Linked DNA regions of Homo sapiens: region 1 is linked to region 2. The links are chromatin loops, found by intact Hi-C in ENCODE. Cell type or tissue: HCT116. All regions are shown on one strand. Each heading gives the region's core, and the rest is flanking DNA. Links, peaks and the distances in the headings are about the cores only. Region 1 overlaps LGSN (lengsin, lens protein with glutamine synthetase domain). Region 2 overlaps EYS (eyes shut homolog).

What was found. Hi-C counts contacts between places; a loop is a spot of excess contacts. Peaks named below come from ENCODE experiments on the same cell type or tissue, not always from the same donor. Only the 100,000 strongest peaks of a DNase experiment are listed, where the experiment ranks them.
Region 1: a loop joins it to region 2, with 3 times the contacts of the local background. A loop is called at or near these places in 15 of 110 quality-filtered maps.

Annotation. Positions count from the first base shown.
Region 1 is chr6:63,302,939-63,312,823 of GRCh38, reverse strand. All of the region lies in intron 1 of LGSN (lengsin, lens protein with glutamine synthetase domain), which reads left to right. Among named protein-coding and RNA genes, the nearest start is that of LGSN, 12 kb to the left of the region's middle. In HCT116, for the core only: a CTCF peak has its summit at 4,793 (motif pointing left); DNase peaks (open chromatin) are centred at 4,476 and 4,793.
Region 2 is chr6:63,758,702-63,768,586 of GRCh38, reverse strand. It overlaps EYS (eyes shut homolog), which reads left to right. Exons shown (of 43, transcript NM_001142800.2): 41 at 5,954-6,126. Among named protein-coding and RNA genes, the nearest start is that of SCAT8, 43 kb to the left of the region's middle. In HCT116, for the core only: a CTCF peak has its summit at 4,055 (motif pointing right); a DNase peak (open chromatin) is centred at 4,076.

The DNA of each region.
Region 1 (9,885 bases), core at 1,149-9,148, 460 kb after region 2:
AAGCTGCGAAATCCACTTCCCAAGTATGTCTGCACTATGCTCATTTCGCCCGCTTCTCCAGAGCTATTCTCCTAGTTCAGATCAATGTAATCTCTACTCCAGATTACCCAAGTGGGTATTAGAGATATAAATAGTTCCTTGTTTTATGGTATCCTGACCTAGCTGTAGTGTTTCTCAATTCTACAAGGGACACTTAAATGTATACTTGGCACTTAAGAGATCATAATGCCTGGGACTAAAGTAATTAATGCCTTTTAGTTTGGAGAAAAAAAACTTATACATGGACGAAAGCTCTACTTTAATGATACTGAAAGTTATTTAATGAAGCATTAGGTGAGATCTCCAAAGGGATACTATATAATTTACCAATTATAATGAAGACAACATAACTATGAGTTATTTGAAGGGACAGAAAGTTTAATAAGGATTCTACTTTCATTGGAGACTTAAGAACATCAATCATCCATTAAAAATAGAGCTACTATATATGATTCAGCAATCCACTACTGGATATATATCCAAAGGGTGTGGAATCAGTATGTTGAAGAGATATCTACACTCCCATGTTTATTACAGCATTATTCACAATAGCTAAGATATAGAATTGACCTAAGCATCTGGCAATAGATGAATGGATAAAGAAAAAGTGATATATATACACAATGGGATAGTATTCAGCCTTTGAAAGGAAGGAAGCCTTAAACAGGCAATAATTAGCTTAGCCCAGGCATTATGATCCCTTAAGTGCCAAATAAAATTTTCTGTCATTTGTTAAAACATGAATGGACCTAGAGGACATTATGTTAAGTGAAATAAGCCAGACACAGAAAGACACATACTTCATGATCTCACTTATATGTGATGTGTAAAAAGGTTGAACTCAGAGAAGCAGAGAGTAGAATGTGGTTAACAGAGGGTGGGTGGTGAAGGGATTGGGGAGATGTTGGTCAAAGAATAAAAAATTTTATTTAGAAAGAAGAGTAGTTTCAAGAGATCTGCTGTACCACATGGTGACTACAGTTAATAATAATATATAAGAGGACCTCAAAAAGTTCATGGAAAATGTGTATTATAAAAACTGTGCGTGGATTTTAAAATATTTTGAACCAAAGTAAATTCATGCTAATTTGTTATGACATGTCTGAACAGGATATAGTTTGAGGCATTAAGCATAGGACATCAGTTTGAATACAGCATGTATCAGAGCAGCATGAATTCTGCTAAAATCAAAGCAAGAATGAACATCAAATTTATGGTGAAGCTGGGGTGGAAGAATGGTGAAATCCTTGATGCTTTATAAAAAGTTTGTGGGGACAATGCTCCAAATAAATCAGCAGTTTGAAATGGGTGACTCTTTTTGAGAAGAGATTAAACAATGTTGAAGATGAAGGCTGAAGTGGCAGATCATCCACATCAATTTGCCCTAATTGTTCATGCCTTGATTGAAGACGGCTGGCGATTAACAGCAGAAACAATAGCCAACACCATAGACATCTCAGTTAGTTAAGTTTACACAATTCTGACTGAAAACTTAAAGTACAGCAAAGTTTCTACTTGATGTGTGCCAAAACCATTGTACCCAGATCAATTGGAGATAAGAGAAGAGCTTTCAGTGGAAATTTTAAACCGGTATGATCAAGATTCTGAAGAATTTCTTCAAAGAATTGTAACAGGAGATAAACATGGCTTTACCAGTATGATCCTGAAGATACTGCACAATTACAGCAATGGCTAGCAAGAGGTAGAAGTGGTCCAGTCAAAGCAAAAGTGGACCAGTCAAGAGCAAACGTCATGGCAATTGTGTTTTTTGAGATGCTCAAGGCATTTTGCTTGTTGACTCTCTAGAGGGCCAAAGAATGAGACCTACTTATTAGGAAAGTGTTTTGAGAAAGTTAGCCAACACTTTAGCAGAAAAATGCCCAGGAAACCTTCACTAGAGAGTTCTACTTCACCACGATGATGCTCCTGCTCATGCCTTGCATCGAACAAGGGTAATTTTGTGAGCATTTTGATGGGAGATCATAAGCATCCAGTTTACAGCACTGATTTGGCTCCTTCTGTCTTCCTTTTGTTTCCTAATCTTACAAAAATCTGTAAAGGGGATTCATTTTTCTTTAGTTAATAATGTAAAAAAGACCGCATTCATATGTTTATCTTCCAGGACCCTCATTTTTAAAGGGATGCACTAAATGGCTGCTATGATTGCTTACAAAAGTATATTAACCTTGATAGAGCTTATGTTGAGAAATAAAGTTTATATTTTATATTTTTATCTTTTAATTCCATTTCCATGAACTTTTTGACATACCTTCATATTGTATATATAAAAATTGCTGAGAGAATAGATTTTCAGTGTTTTCACCACAAAAAATGGGAGATAATATATATCCTAATAGCTTAATTTAGCCATTCCACAATGTATACATATATCAAAAGATTATATTGTATACCATAAATATATATAATTTTTACTTGTCAATTAAAATTAATAAACATTTTAAAAGGAAAGGAGATCTAGGTCACCTTTTGTAGCCCTTCTGTCCCCAAATAAGAACATTAATCATTTTGTAATGGATGGCTACATCAAACCACCCTGCAGGTTAATTTTTGGTTGTGGCCAGAAAAGTAGGTAACTGTCTTATCAGGACAGGCTAGATAATCAACAGGAGCCTAGGAAAGAAGGAAACAGTGTGACCCCAAGAAATGATAAAACTAGTTTTGTACAGATGGAGATAGGGTTTGTATGTGAAAATTCCCAGCTGTGAAGGCTGGAGAGATTGTTGAGAGCCTGGATTATGCAGAGCCTTAGAGAATACCAATTTGAGTTTTCCCTGAAGGTGAAGGGAGAATTGTGGAGGTATTTTCAGCAAAGAAATAACAAAACCAAAATTGTGTTATAGAAAAATAACATGGCAGTAGTATGAAGGATGAATAGAAGAAGGGTAACATTGGATGCACAGAGAATGGCTAGAAATTGTGGAGTTGGTCAAAGAATACAAAATTACAGTTAAATAGGAATAATAAATTCAAGACATCTAATACACAGCATTGTGGCTATAGCTAATAATATACCTTCTTGAAAATTCTAAGAAAGCAGATGTTAAGTGTTCTCATCACCAAGTGATAAGTATGTGAAATAATGCATATTTAATTAGCTAGATGTAACCATTCCATAATGTATACATACTTTAAAACATTTTGTGGTATACATACATACAATTTTATCTGTCAGTTTAAAAAATTAAAGGAAAACGCCAAAAAAACCCCACTAGACAATCTTATAAAAATGGGCAGTTTTAAAAAGACACTTCAAAAAAGAAGATATTGAAAAAAATTGTGTCAATCCAGGTGACAAAAGATGGAAAATGGAAGAGCTTTATTTTTTTCTTTTTGAGATAGAGTCTTGCTCTGTTGCCCAGGCTGGAGTGCAATGACGAGATCTCGGCTCACTGCAACCTCTGCCTCCCAAATTCAAGCAATTCTCCTGCTTCAGCCTCTGGAGTAGCTGGGATTACAGGCACCCGCTACCACACCCGGCTAATTTTTGTATTTTTACTAGAGGCGGGGTTTCACCATGTTGGCCAGGCTGGTCTCAAACTCCTGACCTCAGGTGATCTACCTGCCTCGGCCTCCAAAGTGCTGGGATTACAGACGTGAGCCACCGCGCCCGGCCAGAAGCGCTTATTTTTAAATGGTAAATCACTTGAAAAGAATTGCCACGTGTATTTAACTCTTTCTACTTTCTCGTATGCTACTTTCACATTTTTACTATTATAATGAAGGTGGCACTGAACATACATGACGTATCTTGGATTATTTTCTTAAACCAAGTTGCTAGGAGTAGGAATACAAGGTTAATAGGTACGGATATTTTTAAAGTAATTAATACAAGTTTGTGATGTAGTCTTTGAAATAACACTTCTGTAAATATTTTAAGCACATTTTCTTTCTTTTTTCTTTGAAGAACACACTTAAAGGTAACTGAAGGCACATTCTTTCCTCTTTGACATATTCTTTTAAGTTTGATAATTATCGATCCCTTTTTCCACTATTTCTAACAGAGGTTAAAACTTGATGAAATTTTGATTTGCTTGTTTGCGTTTTCATGCACCTCTCTCATTAACAAAATCAGATGTTTGGTAAATGCATTAATGCCTACACCTCGGACTATAACTATTATATAGGGGTCAAAAAAAGTTTTTTTTTTTTGTATTGACATTAAAAAGGTAACTGTTAGAGAAAATTAAAACTAAATCAATAAAATCATTGATATTTAGAACCTAAATAACTCATTATTATATTGGAAAGAAATTTATTAGGTCAAATTAGGGTCTACATTTAATGCTTGGCAGTATTCCTTTAGGTTAAGCGTTTTTTAGTTAATTTGATCAAGTCACTGAGTTGAAATGCAAAATGATAAACTTATATTAAACCATATAAACACCATTTCAAAAGAATCACCATGGTGAGAAAAACATGAATTATGAAAATGTCTTGTAATGAACTTGAATGTAAGAGGAAACATTTTTTATGGCCATTCCCATGTATGAGACAAAAAGCCATCTGACGAAACGATAGTGGAAACATTTTTGAATTGTGAAAAGCTGCTCTGGTGAAAATATCAAAAGAATGAAAATCAACCTGTTGTAGCAGAAATTTGGGATTGTCCAAATTAAGCATGAATTAAATGTATATATTTATGCCATGCAATCAAAATGAAACTGCATATCTGTACTTACGCTCATGATTCTTCCAGCCTGGTTTACCTCACTCCCTATCTTCAGCTGAAATGCGCCCTCTTCTGTTTAAGGTTAGCCTATCTGAAGACTGAAATACTCTGCCTGTGTAGTAACAGCATTACTGTAGAGTCCAAGCCAGGCTATTTGGATCACACTGCCCCACTCTAAGAATCCTCGGACTGCTTGATATGCCTTCATGATTCTGAGAGGTTCCCCTATTTTATTGTGTTTAGAATCTGGAGCTTCTTAGATAAGGGAATAGTGCCTGACCCAATGAAAGTCACCTCTAGGCTGGCCAGGGCCTGTGAGGTAATCTAGAATGAGTTATCTTTCCACCAGAAATCCTCAGTAATGCATAGTGCCCAGGCAATATTTGTGGCTGACCTCTGTTTAGTACTTACCATGCATCAGGCATTGCTTTTCCAACATAATGGTGCCACCAGGGAGAGCTGCACCACTGAGTACTTGATAAATGGTCAAATATTTCTAAACTGATTGGTAAACAGTGGCTAACAAGAGCCTCTTAATGGTCCACTCTACCCAAACTTTTCTACCTGTCCTAGTATTTCCCTGGGGCTCTTGGACCTGTCCACAGCCCATCAATTAAAGAGTTAAAGAACTAGTACCTGGCCCTACAGGCCCTCCAGGACCTTGCTACAGCTTCCTAGCACCCCAGCAATGGTTGGGAGGATATCCTGGTGACAGTGTTCATTAAGAGTGTGCCAAGTACTTGGTGCTCTGGAGCCAACTGGCTGGGTTCAAATCTGAGCTTTGTCACTTATGAGACTTGTGAGCTTGGGTTAGTTGATTAGTCTTTCTTTGACTCAATTTTTCTCATCTCTGAAATAGGATGGTAATGTATTTATCACATGGGATATTTTTCAGACTAAATAAATTAAGACAAAGCATTTAGAAGAGATCTAGCACATAATAGGCACAATATAAGTGTTGGTTATTTTTATTAGATGTACTAATGGCTAAATATTTTTACCATCACCCTTTAGTACCACACTAGATACCACTGTTGGGGAAAAGACAGGTGGTCACTGCTGATACAGTTGTGCCTCATATCTCTAGAGCTGCTGCATATTCTGAACAGCATTCCGGTAGTTTTGAGACCTAGTTGTGTGGTAGTTGAGAAAGTTTATTTCTTTACTTCTTACCTTACATTTTAAATCAATTGGCAGTATTTAACAATCATGAAATTTCAAATAAAAATCCAGATTTCTGGCATGTTTTGAAAATTTGTAAAACTGGCAACACGAGGGCCACGTTTTAATATGGCAACAATTGTCTGGACTCCTGTGTTGGCTCCTTCCTGGGAAGGGCTATCAACTACTGCGTTCGCCCTCCAGCCCATTGTGTTTTTTTGTAATCTGTCTGCTATTTGAGTTTGCTCTCCTTGAACTAGGCTAACCTGAGCATATCTCTTTCTTTACAACATGGAGGCCCTTAACTGCCACAGCAACACTTTATTGCCTCTACTAGATTGTAATATTCTTTGTGAATCATGTTTTATGTTTTGTTTATTTTTATGTCTTTGATTTTGCCTTATCCATAGTAGGTTACAACTTCACTCTTGGGACTAATGAAGGTTAAACTGGTGGTGATGTGAATTAAGATGGGTTTTGCTTTTATACAGAAAAGAGTTATAAAAATACAATTGAAAAAGAATATATAATTGAAGAAGTTGAACAAGTTTTATGAGTTACACAGATCACACTATATAATAAAAACAGAATTCCATTTAAGTCAATTATCAAGCTATGGTGATGTAGGAAGCACCTCAAATAAAATACTTAGATTTGAATTCCTATTCTTCCTCAGATATGACCTTGAACAAATTACCTAACCCCTGTGGGTTATTTCTGCTTTGGAAAAAATGTAGGTGATAATAAATATTCCCTGTATGTTGTGGGTATTAGATGAAATATAAAATATTGTCTGGATATGGCAATGCTTTTAAAATGTTAATATTTTTATAGGTATTATTTTAAAGACTTTATTTTTTTGTTGTTGAGACAGAGTCTCACTCTGTTGCCCAGGCTGGAGTGCAGTGGTGCGATCTTGGCTCACTGTAACCTCCACCTCCTGGGTTTAAGCGATTCTTATGCCTCAGCCTCCCAAGTAGCTGGGACTACAGACACCAAATTAGCCATCAAATCTGGCTAATTTTTTGTATTTTTTGTAGAGATGGAGTTTTGCCATGTTGCCCAGGCTGGTCTTGAACTCCTGGCCTCAAGTGATCCACCCACCTCAGCCTCCCAAAGTTCTGGGATTACAGGCGTGAGCCACCCCACCTGGCTGGATATTATTTAAAAGACTTTAGGCAAATTAAATTTAACAGAGTTTGATTGAGCAAAGAATGATTTGAGAATTGGGCCTCCCTGAGAACCAAAATAGGTTCAGAGCGACTCTGGAGCTGCCACATTGTTGGATAACATTTATGGACAGAACAAGAAAAGTGATGTACAGAAGACAATAATGAGTCACAGAAACAGCTGAATTAGTTACAGCTGGGAGTTTCCCTTATTTGAACATGGTTTGAACAGTTGGCTGCCTGTGATTGGCAGGCATCTGAAATTCTAATTGGTACAGGAGTAGGTTATAGTCTGTTTATAAAGTTCTAGGCCAAACTTAAGATATGTAAGGAGGTAGCTTTATGTAAACAATTCCTCCCTTTGGGTCAACCTCTTAAGATTGAGAGGTTGACTGAAACCTTAGGCATTGACGTCACTCTCACACCATTGTAAATGGACTTATTTGGTCTCAAATTCCACTGGGAAATAGCAGTACAGTGGATTTTGTAAGGTGGGAATATGGAAACAGAATGAGAGAAAAATAACCTGATTGTTTACTTTAGGTTAATTTTTTGTAAGGGTTAGAGCAGAGGGGACCTCTTTATTATGCTGGGATCTCCTGTTTTCAGAAGAAAAAAAAACTGTACTGTTTTGGAATCTATCTTCTTCCTTAAAGTTTCACTGTGATTATGTTGTATTAGCATGAGTGATTTTGTTTTGATTTGGTCTGTTCTGTTGGGGTCTAATGCAAGAGTTCAGTCCAGAACAATGGTCTTCCATAATTTTGTTTAACAATTCTCTTCTTTTGGTCAGGTTCTCACCTAGATGAGAGTGTGACCAAAACTTAGGGCTTTGGTGCTACTTCCTATTACCATTATTTTGGGTTTTCTGTCTTAGCACATTATTGATAGGTTATAGTGTCTTCACGATCAGGCATTTCTTTGAGATTTTGTCATTCCAGTCAAAGATACCATCTGACATTCTACACATGGCTGTCTGCAAACATTTAAAACTTTGGAGAGAATATAGCATACCAGGGAGAATACTATTGTGACTGTCAGAATGATAATGATAATGACTACTATAGTGACTGGCAGGAGCATACCAAGAATTTGGAGTATGCTCCTTAGCCAAGGTTCCTATTAGTTCCTATTAATCAACTAAAGTTAAATAGATCAAAGAATAAGCCAGATGAAAAGTCTACATGTTTTAATTAAGCAGCCTGTTCATTAATCTCTTGTAACTGAATCTCTACAAAACCCAGTGTATTTATTCATGTACAATAAGAAGTGTAAGCCACTGCACAGATTTCTCCCTGTTCAGCCTGTAGGTAATCTAGAGCAATTTTATTATCTAGCACAACTTTAGCAAGAGAATTTAAAGAAGTCTGCTGCACAGCCACAGGTTTTGCAGTAAAATCTGCTGTACAGACTACTGTAAGGGATACATTTCTAATCATTACCTCATTTACTCCAAGCCATAGAAAAAGGGAACTAACAAATGATGCCCATCTAGAAAGGTGAAGGCCTCTTGGCAATGTTTTATTTAACCTAGGATGTACGTTAAAAGAAGTGGACTGATGTTCTGTTTCTGACTGATTATGGAGTAACAAAGGTGTCATTAAAATTCCTAGCCTACACTGGCCCTTCATCTTGCATCCATCAAGAGATAAGGTTGCTCATGTATAAGGTTGTCTGTGAAATCTAACACAAATAAAAATATACTTCACACACATAGGCCCCTTTTCCCACTGTGTTGTTCCAAGAGGCATAAGCAAGGCAAAAGTTAAGAAAGGTTAAGAATCTCACGATGGAAGAGAAGTCTTGTTCCATGATCTTGGGAAAGCTTTCTATGTCTAGGATGCCATCTGCTTCAAGGGAGAAAGTTCTCTGGTTAGCTTTACCTTAAGGTCTCTAACAAGTGTTTGGTTTCAAGAGGCTGGATGGGCCAGACTCAAGGTTCAAGGTCCCAGTATTTTACTGCAGTGTGAGTGGCAAGGGAAGTCTTTCTCTGATGGTGTTTCCAGAAGGCCCAGTCTCTAAGTTTTAGACCATGAAGGGTTTGACTGTACCCAGTCAGTGGATCATAAAAAGCTCCTTTTACCTAATGAAAATACACTTTGGCACAATGCATTGAAGCCTGCATTGTAGCATTTAGTCATATAAGAATTTAGGTGCAGAAGATACATAAGGTTCTATTATTAGAGGCCTTACAGTGACTATTTCATAAATGGTCAACTCATGTTTTGATTGGAAGAGGAACTGATTGTTATCAGTCTGCAGTACCTTTGACCAAGACAATTCAGTCCATTCAGTTAGACTTGCCTAATGCTATTATAGCTGTAACACCTTATGTTTTACAACTTGTCCAGTGAAACAAGTACCTTTATTGTTGGAGATTTCTCTAGGAATGTTCCATGAGAGAAACACATTTCTTGATAACCGTTAAGCTATTTTAGCTATTGTTATTGCATTAGCCTTCTTGCATGAGAAAGCTTGTATATAACTAGAAAACATGCATTACAAATGACAATTGAATAGAAGCCATCTGTAAATGTTCAAATGGCCCATCAAGTAGCAAAAATGTACCTGAAGTTTTTTTTGTCTTCCTAGGATTATGGATTTGACAAAGCAAAATAAACCACTTTGGCAACTTAGAATAGTCATGACACCAGTATATTTTTAAAAATATAATTTGGATGCAATCTCGGCTCACTTCAACCTCTGCCTCCTGGGTTCAAGCGATTCTCCTGCCTCAGCTTCCCGAGTAGCTGGGATTACAGGTGTTCACCACCATGCCTGAATAATTTTTGCATTTTTAGTAGAGATGGGGGTCTCACTATATTG
Region 2 (9,885 bases), core at 556-8,555:
CCAATGGCTGTCATTTTTTTTACATTTTATAATAGCCATTCTGATTGGTGTGAGTTGGTTTCTCATTGTGGTTTTGATTTGCATTTCTCTAACGATTAGTGATGTTGAGCATTACTTAATCTATTTGTTGATTTCATGTATGTCTTCTTTTGAGAAGTGTCTGTTCATGTCATTTGCCCATTTTTTTAATGGGGTTGTCTGTTTTCTGCTTGTTGAATTGTTTAAGTTCCTTATAGATTCTGGACATTAGACCTTTTTTGTTGTGTAGTGTGTGAATATTTTCTCCCATTTTGTAGGTTGTCTGTTTACTCTGTTGATAGTTTCTTTTGCTGTGCAGAAGCTCTTTGGTTTAATTAGGTCCCACTTGTCAATTTTTGTTTTTATGGAAATTGCTTCTGGGGACTTAGTCGTAAATTCTTTACCAAGCCTGATGTCCAGAATGGTATTTCCTAGGTTTTCTTCTAGGGTTTTTATAGGTTTAGATCTTAAAGTCTTTAGTCCATATTGAGTTAATTTTCATAACATATATAATGAAGGGAAGGGGTCCAGTTTCAGTCTTCTGCATATGGCTAGCCAGTTATCCCAGCACCATTTATCGAATAGGAAGCCCTTTCCCCAGTGCTTGTTATCATTGACTTTGTTGAAGATCAGGTGCTTTTAGGTGTATGACTTTATTTCTATGTTCTCTGTCCAGTTCCATTGGTCTGTGTGTCTGTTTCTGCACCAGTGCCATGCTATTTTGGTTACTGTAGGCTTGTAGTATAGTTTGAAGTTAGGGAGTGTGATGTCTCCGGCCTTGTTCTTTTTGCTTAGGATCATTTCAGCTATTTAGCCTCTTTTTTGTTTCCATATGAATTTTAGAATATTTTAATTCTGTGAAAAATTATGTTGGTAGTTTGATAGGAATAACATTGAATCTGTAAATTGTTTTTGTCAGTATAGCCATTTTAACCATATTGATTCTTCCTTTCCATGAGCAGGAAATCTTTTTTCATTTGTTTGTGTTATCTCTGATTTCCTTTATCAGTGTTTTGTAATTCTCATTGTAAAGATCTTTCACCTCCTTGGTTCCGTATTCCTAGGTACTTTATTCTTTTTGTGGCTACTGTAAATGGGATTTCATTCTTGCTTTGGTTCTCACCTTGGATGTAATTGGTGTATAGGCATGCTACTGATTTTTGTACAGCGATTTTATATTCTGAAATTTTACTGAAGTTATTTATGAGTTCTAAGAGCCTTTTGGCAGAGGCCATGGGATTTTCTCAGTATAGAATAGTATCATCTGCAAGGAGAGATAGCTTGAATTCCTCTCTTTCTATCTGGATATCTTTTCTTCTTTCTCTTGCCTGATTGCTTGGGCTAGCACTTCCATTACTGTGTTGAATAGGAGTGGTGAGAGTGGGCATCCTTGTCTTGTTGCAGTTCTCAAGGGGAATGGTTCGATCTTTCACCCGTTCAGGATGATGTTGGGCTGTGGATTTGTCATAGACTGCTCTCATTATTTTGAAGTATGTTCCTTCAATGCCTAATTGTTGAGGGTTTTTAACACAAAAGAAAGTTGAATTTTATCAAAGTCTTTTCTGCATCTATTGAGGACATGATATGGTTTTTGCTTTTAATTCTATTTATGTGGTGAATCAAATTTATCAATTTGTGTATGTTGAACCAGTCTCCATCCCAGGAATAAAGCTTATAAAAGTGGATTCTTTATGTTTTCCCTTTACTATATTGCTATCCAGTTGTCCCTATTTCACTAACAACACCATACTCTTTCATGGTCCCAACATTTCCACAGGATTGAGAGACATAAAATGGTGACTAAAAGGTGGATTTCCTCGCTCATTAGCAGACTTAACCTCTCTCTTCCTTAGATTCCTTCTCTGAAAAATGAGGATGATGCTAGTACCCTTCTTATAACATAATAGAGAAACTAGAAAGGTTAGAAGACTGCCTGGCACATGGTAAGTGACAAATAATGTTTGTCATTACTATAATTTTTCCTCTTTCATACTAACACACTTACCAAAGCCTTGAAAATGCCTCTCACATCTACTTCAACCTCTGCATCCCCACAGCAATTTTCCTATTCAGGACTTTTGCCTCCATCTGCTTTCTTATCCCAGCCATGACCTATTATATTTATTCATTTGTGTGTTTATTCCATGAATAGTCAATGAAAACTTACAATAAACCAAGAACTGTTTGGGGCCTTGAGACAATAATAAAAAACAAAACAGACCCTATCTCTGCTCTTACGGAATTAATGGTCTAGAGTGCCGGGGTCAGAAAACTATGGTAGATGGGCCAAATCTGGCCTACCACCTATTTGTGTAACTAAAATTCATTGGAATACAGCCACACCCATTTGTGTGTTTTCTGTGGCTGCTTTCAACAATGGCAGAGTTCGGTTATTGCAACAGTGTCTATATGGCCCACAAAGCAAAACTGTAAACTGCCTTGCCCTTTACAGAAAAAGGTTGCTGGCCCCTTTTCTAGTAGCAAAAAAAATATGCTAAGATCTCACTAAGATTAAAATTACGTCACCAGAGAGCTTATTGTTACACTATGCAGTCATCCTACACATAACAGATCAATATTCTTAAAATGTGCCTCCTCATTTGTGTCATTTTCTATACACCTGTCATGTCACTTGAAAGTTGAACTGAAGCCAGGCACAGAAAGGCAAACATCACATATTCTCACTTATTTGTGGGTTCTAAAAATCAAAACAGTTGAACTCATGGAGATAGAGAGCAGAAGGATGGTCACTAGAGGCTGAGAACGGTGGTAGGTAACAGGGAGGTGGGGATGGTTAATGGGTACAAAAAACTAGTGAGAATGAATGAGCAAGGACTAGTATTGGATAGCACAACAGGGTGACTATAGTCAATAATAATTTAATTGTACATTTTAAAATAACTAAGGAAGTATAATTGGATTGTTTGTAACACAAAGGATAAATGCTTGAGGGTATGGATACCCTATTTTCCATGATGTGATCATCACACATTGCCTGCCTATACCAAAACATGTCATGTACCCCAGAAATATGTACACCTACTATGTACCCACAAAAGTTAATAAATAGTTTTAAAAAAAAAAAAGTTGAACTGCCTGAGCCTGCTGTTCAAAGTCCTTTGACACCTCCTTTCAGTGCATACATTTATACGGGCAAATCTCACTCTGGCGGCCTTTCCTAAGCCTTCCCTAAGTAATTCACTAAAATTACTTAGATGCCCATCCACAGGATACCATAATACCCATTTTAGAACTTGTCCCATTTTATTAAAATTGTCTCCTTACTAATCTGATTTCTCCAAAATACAGAAGTCCATGAGGTCAAAAATGGAGCCTCCTGTGTTGTAGAATCTCAGTATCAAGCACAATACTATGCTCAATCCTAAGATAAGCACAGACAGCTAGCCTGTAAAAAATAATAAACATTCTTTAAATAGATACCTACCTCTGTTTTGTTTTTACATTGCCCATTATATAGACACCTCACCTCACACACATACTTCTACAAAATCTACTCCTCCTCAGGGCAGAGTAGTATATGTGGTTAAGGGAAGAAATATTAATGAATTAACATCAAGGGTTAGAAAAATATCACCCAAAGTAGAGAATAACTAATGAAGGCTTGAAATTTTTTTATTATCTCTATTTCACAGGGTGCTATAGAAACCAAGGAACAAAAAGAAAAATCTGACCTTGCACAAAATCATTCTCATTAGAATTATATAATAACTAATTATATATTAAACATATAGCTAATTGTTTCAGACCTAAAAATTCTGAGACAAACTATATGAGGCTCCGATTTGTTATTTTTTCAAATAAGATTTTGGCATCTATATTAAATTATGCTTAATGTGATTTATCTACTTTAATATCCAAGCAAGTGTTTTATTCCCATAACACTATGCTATATACCTTAAATATATACAATAAAGTGTAAGTGAATTAAATAAAATATTTTACCATTGTGAGCTCTGTCTATAAGGCAGTGAGAATAATTTTAAGCTTTTTTCAAGTAGATATAAAATGAACCACTAGATGGCGCAATCGTCACTTTAAAAAGTAATGACAGCATCACGTTTAAAAATTCTTTAATAAGAATTTTTACTATAGTTTTATTTCTTTTGTGAAATTAGTTACTGATTTCCTTTTTTGTGTATGAGGTCTTTGTACATTCTATACTCTTTGTGATCTTCAAAAATAATCTTCAAAATATGCAATTTTGTAGCAGATTAATTCTGTATTTTGTTTGTCTCCATTTTAGAGAACCCTATACAATTTTCCGTTTTTTGCACAACTATTAATTTAGGTGTAACAAGCATATAAAAGTCTATGACATAAATAAAAGGTCTGGGAAGGTGTGATCAGCTGCTGTCCTCCAGCTTAACAGATTCTGATCCCTATACCTCATACCCATTCTAGAATGCGCTTTTTAGACTGGCACGGTGGTTTATTGCTCTCTGGCTCTGACAGGAATTTTAAGTTAACCCTTTCTCTCATGTACTCTTTAGTGTAGTGTTTTCAGAAGAAAGAAAGGGGGATGGTGGGGAGAGAAAGGGAAGGAAGAAAGGGAGAAAGGGAGAAAGGCAGGCAGGGAGTGAGGGAGGGAGGGAGGCCGGAGGGGGCAAAATAAACACACGGTGCCCTGACAAACAACAGTTTATCAAATATATATATATATATATATATATATATATAACAAGATATAACAATAAAATCTCAAATATTATTTATTTAAAGTTCATATATTGCATGGGACATGTATTAGTCCGTTCTCAGGCTGCTAATAAAGACATACTTGAAACTGGGTAATTTATAAAGGAAAGAGGTTTAATTGACTCACAGTTCAGCATGGCTGGGGAGGCCTCAGAAAACTTACATCATGGTGGAAGGGGAAGCAAACATGTCCTTCCTAACATGGTGGCAGGAAGGAGAAGAATGAGCGCCCATTGAAGAAGGAAGCCCCTTATAAAACCATCAGATCTCATGAGAACTAACTCATTACCATGAGAACAGGATGGGGGAAACCTCCCCCATGAGTCAATTTTCTCCACCTGGTCCCTCCCACAACACATGGGGATTATGCCAACTACAATTCAAGATGAGATTTGGGTGGGGACACAGCCAAACCATATCAGGACATACTTCTACTAAGAAAAGTTATTATTTAACTTATGTTTAAATTTAACTAGATGCTCTGCATTTTATCTGACAACTCTGCCTTTGATGGGTCTATCAGAAAGTTTTCTGCTGGGCTCCTCCCAATATCACTCTCTAAACCCAGACAAGGTGTCTCTTTCAGCTGAGTATTCCCCATTACCCCTCAGCTTCTGCTCTAGCCAGAAACCACTTACTGCCACTGTATCTTTAGCTAGAGGGACACCTCTTGGTCAAGATTCATTTTTATATGTCCTCAAGCTATTGTTCCTGACTATGAACATCCCTTTCCTGGGATTCACTCACGTTTGACTTGTCTCCAGTATGTTTGCAGCTCTTTTGGCAACCCCAGGAGCTGAGCCTGTGAGTTTGCCAATGCCAGGGAAAAACACACCAAGCTCTCCAAGTGGTCCTGCTGAATCTCTTTTCACTAGGCTTGAAGTTAGGAGACAGCAACACCATGCACAGCTTTTTCTTTAGGTGGTGGTGTGGGAGTTGGGAGAGAGACTTACAATGCAATTTTGTCTGAAGAAACAATTCTCAAAAAATTCTCTTTCAATTTTTACACTCTGAATCGTTTAAAGTCTTTGGTGTGGAGTCCAGTAATCCTATAACCAGTTATTAACTCTTTCCTTTGACAATTTAGGGTTTGAATCACAATTCATTTTGATCTCTTGGAACTTCAGTTAAAATTGACAAGTTAGCATCAGGGCAATACATAGTATGTATCCATCTCTAAACAAGTGCTCAAACCATGCGGCTTTCTCTCAACCCACAGCTGCAATTGTACCACTGGGTGGAAAGGATCATTCTGCACAGAGACAGTTTCTACCTGTGATCCTGAACATGACCCTCCACACCACTGTAGCAGAGGAGCAACCTGCATTTCATTACCTCATGGATACACCTGTTTCTGTCCTCTAGGAACCACTGGAATCTACTGTGAACAAGGTGAGGCAGAATTTCAAATCATTTTGCTGTCCACAAATATAACTAAAATTAGGAACTTCAAAGTCAGTTTTCTTTTTGAGAAGTAAAAAAGTACATATAATAAAATTCAAATCCACTGTCCTCTTTTTCTAGTATATTTGACATTATACTTCACAGATAGACTAGTACTTAAAATTCAGTAGTACAAAAAATATGGCTTTTAGTATTGCTTTAATTTATTAACTCTAAATTCTCTATTTTGTGTAGATGTTCTAAATGTTTTGTGCTAAATGCAGTTAAGTCAAGTGAGCTTAAGTTCATAACTCAGTTCCAGATCAAGACTTCATCTCTGGGAGCCTCTCCTATCTGTATTTTCCATCTCACTCAAAACTGTCAGAAATATCACAAGGCCATCAGCTTCAGAGGGAAATTAGAGAGGAGAAATGGCCCCAAGTCAAGTAGTAACAGTAAGAAGCAACAGTGTCCTAACTACTGGGGCAACTTATGGTAGTGCCTCTAAAAGAGCTCAGCAATCTCTGGGTGCTCCCAAGCTGGGCTGTGGCTAAGGGATAATGGTATTTCTAGATCTGAGCTACCTTCTCTTTAATACCTGGCTGGGACTTCCAGAATAGCATTAGGGAATCCAGGAAACTCCCAGTTAAGGAAGTTGGAGAGATTAAGCCAGGAAAATAAAGGGACATAAGGACCCACCTGCCATATCCTAGCTTCCTGAGACTGGACTATCTACTATTTCTCTATCCTGCCTCACCCACCACCCAGAAGATGAAGCTTTAGCTCTCTCTTCCCTATTTTAGAAACAGAGGCTGGGATAAAAAGAGTACAGGAGTCAATCACCAATTGTGCTATATCCACCTTTGCATTATTTGGATGTTTTATTGTAGTATCATATTCATATGTGTAAGAAAAAAATAATATTTCTAGATCACTTTATCAAATATATTAATGCAAACATTTTATTCCTATATTCCTTGATATTCTACTTAGGTTTAACTGTCCAAAAGTCAAAATTGTTAATAAATGGAAGACATTTGAGGGTTAGAATAATAGTAGTTTATGGGAAAAAATGTTTAATCATGTCTTAAGAGTGTGATTATGAAATAATGAGATGAAGTTTTGTATCTGGCTTACATAAATCAGTCTCTCATAGTGACATTAGGGATCAATCTTGATCTTTAAGAAATTGTGTTTCTTAATTCCTAGAATATGCCACACTCTTTCCTGGAGTAGAGATTTTGTGTTGCTTCCCTCTGCCTAGAATGCTTTCATCTTCTCCTCCATACCAGGTGCTATCACTTCACCTTGCTAATTTAGGGAAGCCTTTCCTGATTGTCTTTCATAGAACTGAGGGCAGTGACCATGTCTGTTGAGTATCTAGCATCCATCATATAGTGCAGAGCAAAAAAAAAAAAAAAATCGGTTAAATATTTAAACTTAATAGCAATAATAAAAACTGATTATGATGGTTTTCATAGAATAGTTCCTTAGTGAAAGGCAGAGTACTCAAAAATTAACCAAGATGAGTACCTTTATAACTCCCAAAGGAATAGCTTTTAGAAATGGAAATAAATAATATGACAAGTAACGTAAGGGCTAGTGAATTTAACAATAGGGCAAGCCACAGTTTTGATGCTTAAAGGCTCAGACAGTGAAAGTTTGAAAGATAGATTAACCCAAAATTTGTGTGGGTGTGTGGATGTATATAAATAGATTATATAGAGGGCAGATGAAGATAGATGAATGGATGTATAGATAGAAGATTAGATAGATAGATAGATAGATAGATAGATAGATAGATAGATAGATAGATAGATATACATACATACATACATATGTACATAGATATTGGAATAGTCAGAGTAATGAGATTTTACAGAAAGAAAGTCTAGAAGATTTCATTAAAGGTGCCAGAAAATGGGTGACATCCACATAGAATTCTAACACAAAGTTAACCAAAGATATACCTTGATATTCTATAAAATAACAATTTGGTTAGAATACTTTAGAATCCAGAGTACTCATTAAAATATTATACCAAGAATTCTGGTTCACACATTTTGCAAGATAGGCAATATGTCCAGTTACTTTTCTCATATACTCAAGTCTTGCTTATTTGCTCATTTATGTTATAGCTATCTTTCCTGTTATAACTTATGATTTACAACTATACATATAACCTCTCCTAAATCATAAAATCTCCTCTCAGTTTACTTTTTCCTCATATTATTGGTAAATTGCTTTTTTCATGGACTAGTTTAAATACTAAATTCTAGCTATTGTGCACCAATGACATATAGCAAGTTAGATTCCATAATGTGTGAGTTTTTTACTTTTAACCCAGCAAATATTGAAAATGTTTCCTTTTTTGTTTTCACATTTTTTCCATTCATAGTATAATTTTCTTTTCACTCATTTCTAATTCCATAAGATAAAGAAACCCACACACATGGTCATTTTGCATGAAACAGGCAAATGTTCAAACTACTTAAACATTTTTCTCATGCCAACAATTCTTTATGGTCCAACCAGTCCCTGATTTCCATTGAAACTGATTCTTACTAATGGAGATGTTCAATTCTTCAAGCCCTTCCAACACATGGGATGGTTTCCAGCCAAGTCCTTGGTTTTCCTAATAATAGAGAAATTGGTCCAACACACAGTAGATGGCAGTGTCAGGAATTATTACTGTGTTTTCCTGTTTTCAAATACTTGTTTTTCAGGTGTATTTGGCCATGTGGAACACAGCAAGCAATGCACATGCTTTCTTCATAGGAAAAAAATAAGCTTTAGGCTTTATTTCACTACTTTCAATCCCACTGTGATAATTAATAGAGGTGTAGTTACATGTGTATTAGATTCTCTATCTCTATGAACTTATAATAGTCATAAAAAGTAAAAGATAAGTAGGCACTGGCTATGATTCCTAGGAACACACATTTTACTTGTTTAGTCTTCTATGCTTTTCAGTACAACCTGCTAAATTATAAGTGAAACTCGGAGAGAAAGTGAAATGTATATAATAATTCTGAAGTTTATATGAACATCAAGGTTTGTGAGCATTTAAATGAATAGATGTGGCAGCTAAGCCTTAGTAGAGAGAAACAGACACAACTTCCATTTCTAACCTTAGACATTGGGCAAGTAACTTAACTCTCCTGAACATCAGGTTTCTCATGTGTGAAAAGGAGATATTTAAGAATCTCTGTTCGTGGGGAAATTTTGGCTAAAGTCTGGGGAGATTTCATTCTGCTTTTGTCAAGTCCTAAATTATTATTAGTTTTTACAAAACAGTGAGTGAAAAGTTAAGAACTTTAAGAGACATATCTATGAGGTTATTTTTTCAATAAAGTTCTTTTTTCATTTCCATTCAAGATAGCATTAATAAGCACAAAAAATACATACATTGAATTTTTAGTTAGCAATGGCTGAAGTTTCCTCCCTCAAAATGTTTTATATACTGAGTCATAAATACCCTGCCCCCCGTTCTAGGAAGGCAGACAAAAATAGTGTTTGTTTACAAACAGTTTCTACAAATAGGACTTGGTTGCTACTTCCCCTCAGGCAGGTCTGCCCACCTTCTTTTAAACTGAGATGATTGACAATGATGAGATCCAGCCAGTTTGGGGCAATAAGAGGAAGGCTCCCTTAGTTTTTAATTAAAATATTACTGGTGACAAGCAAGTCAAAATTATCATGACCATAGTGGAAGATACAAAGATCAGAAAATAGCTCATTATTTCGTTTCCTCCACTTGATAAAATC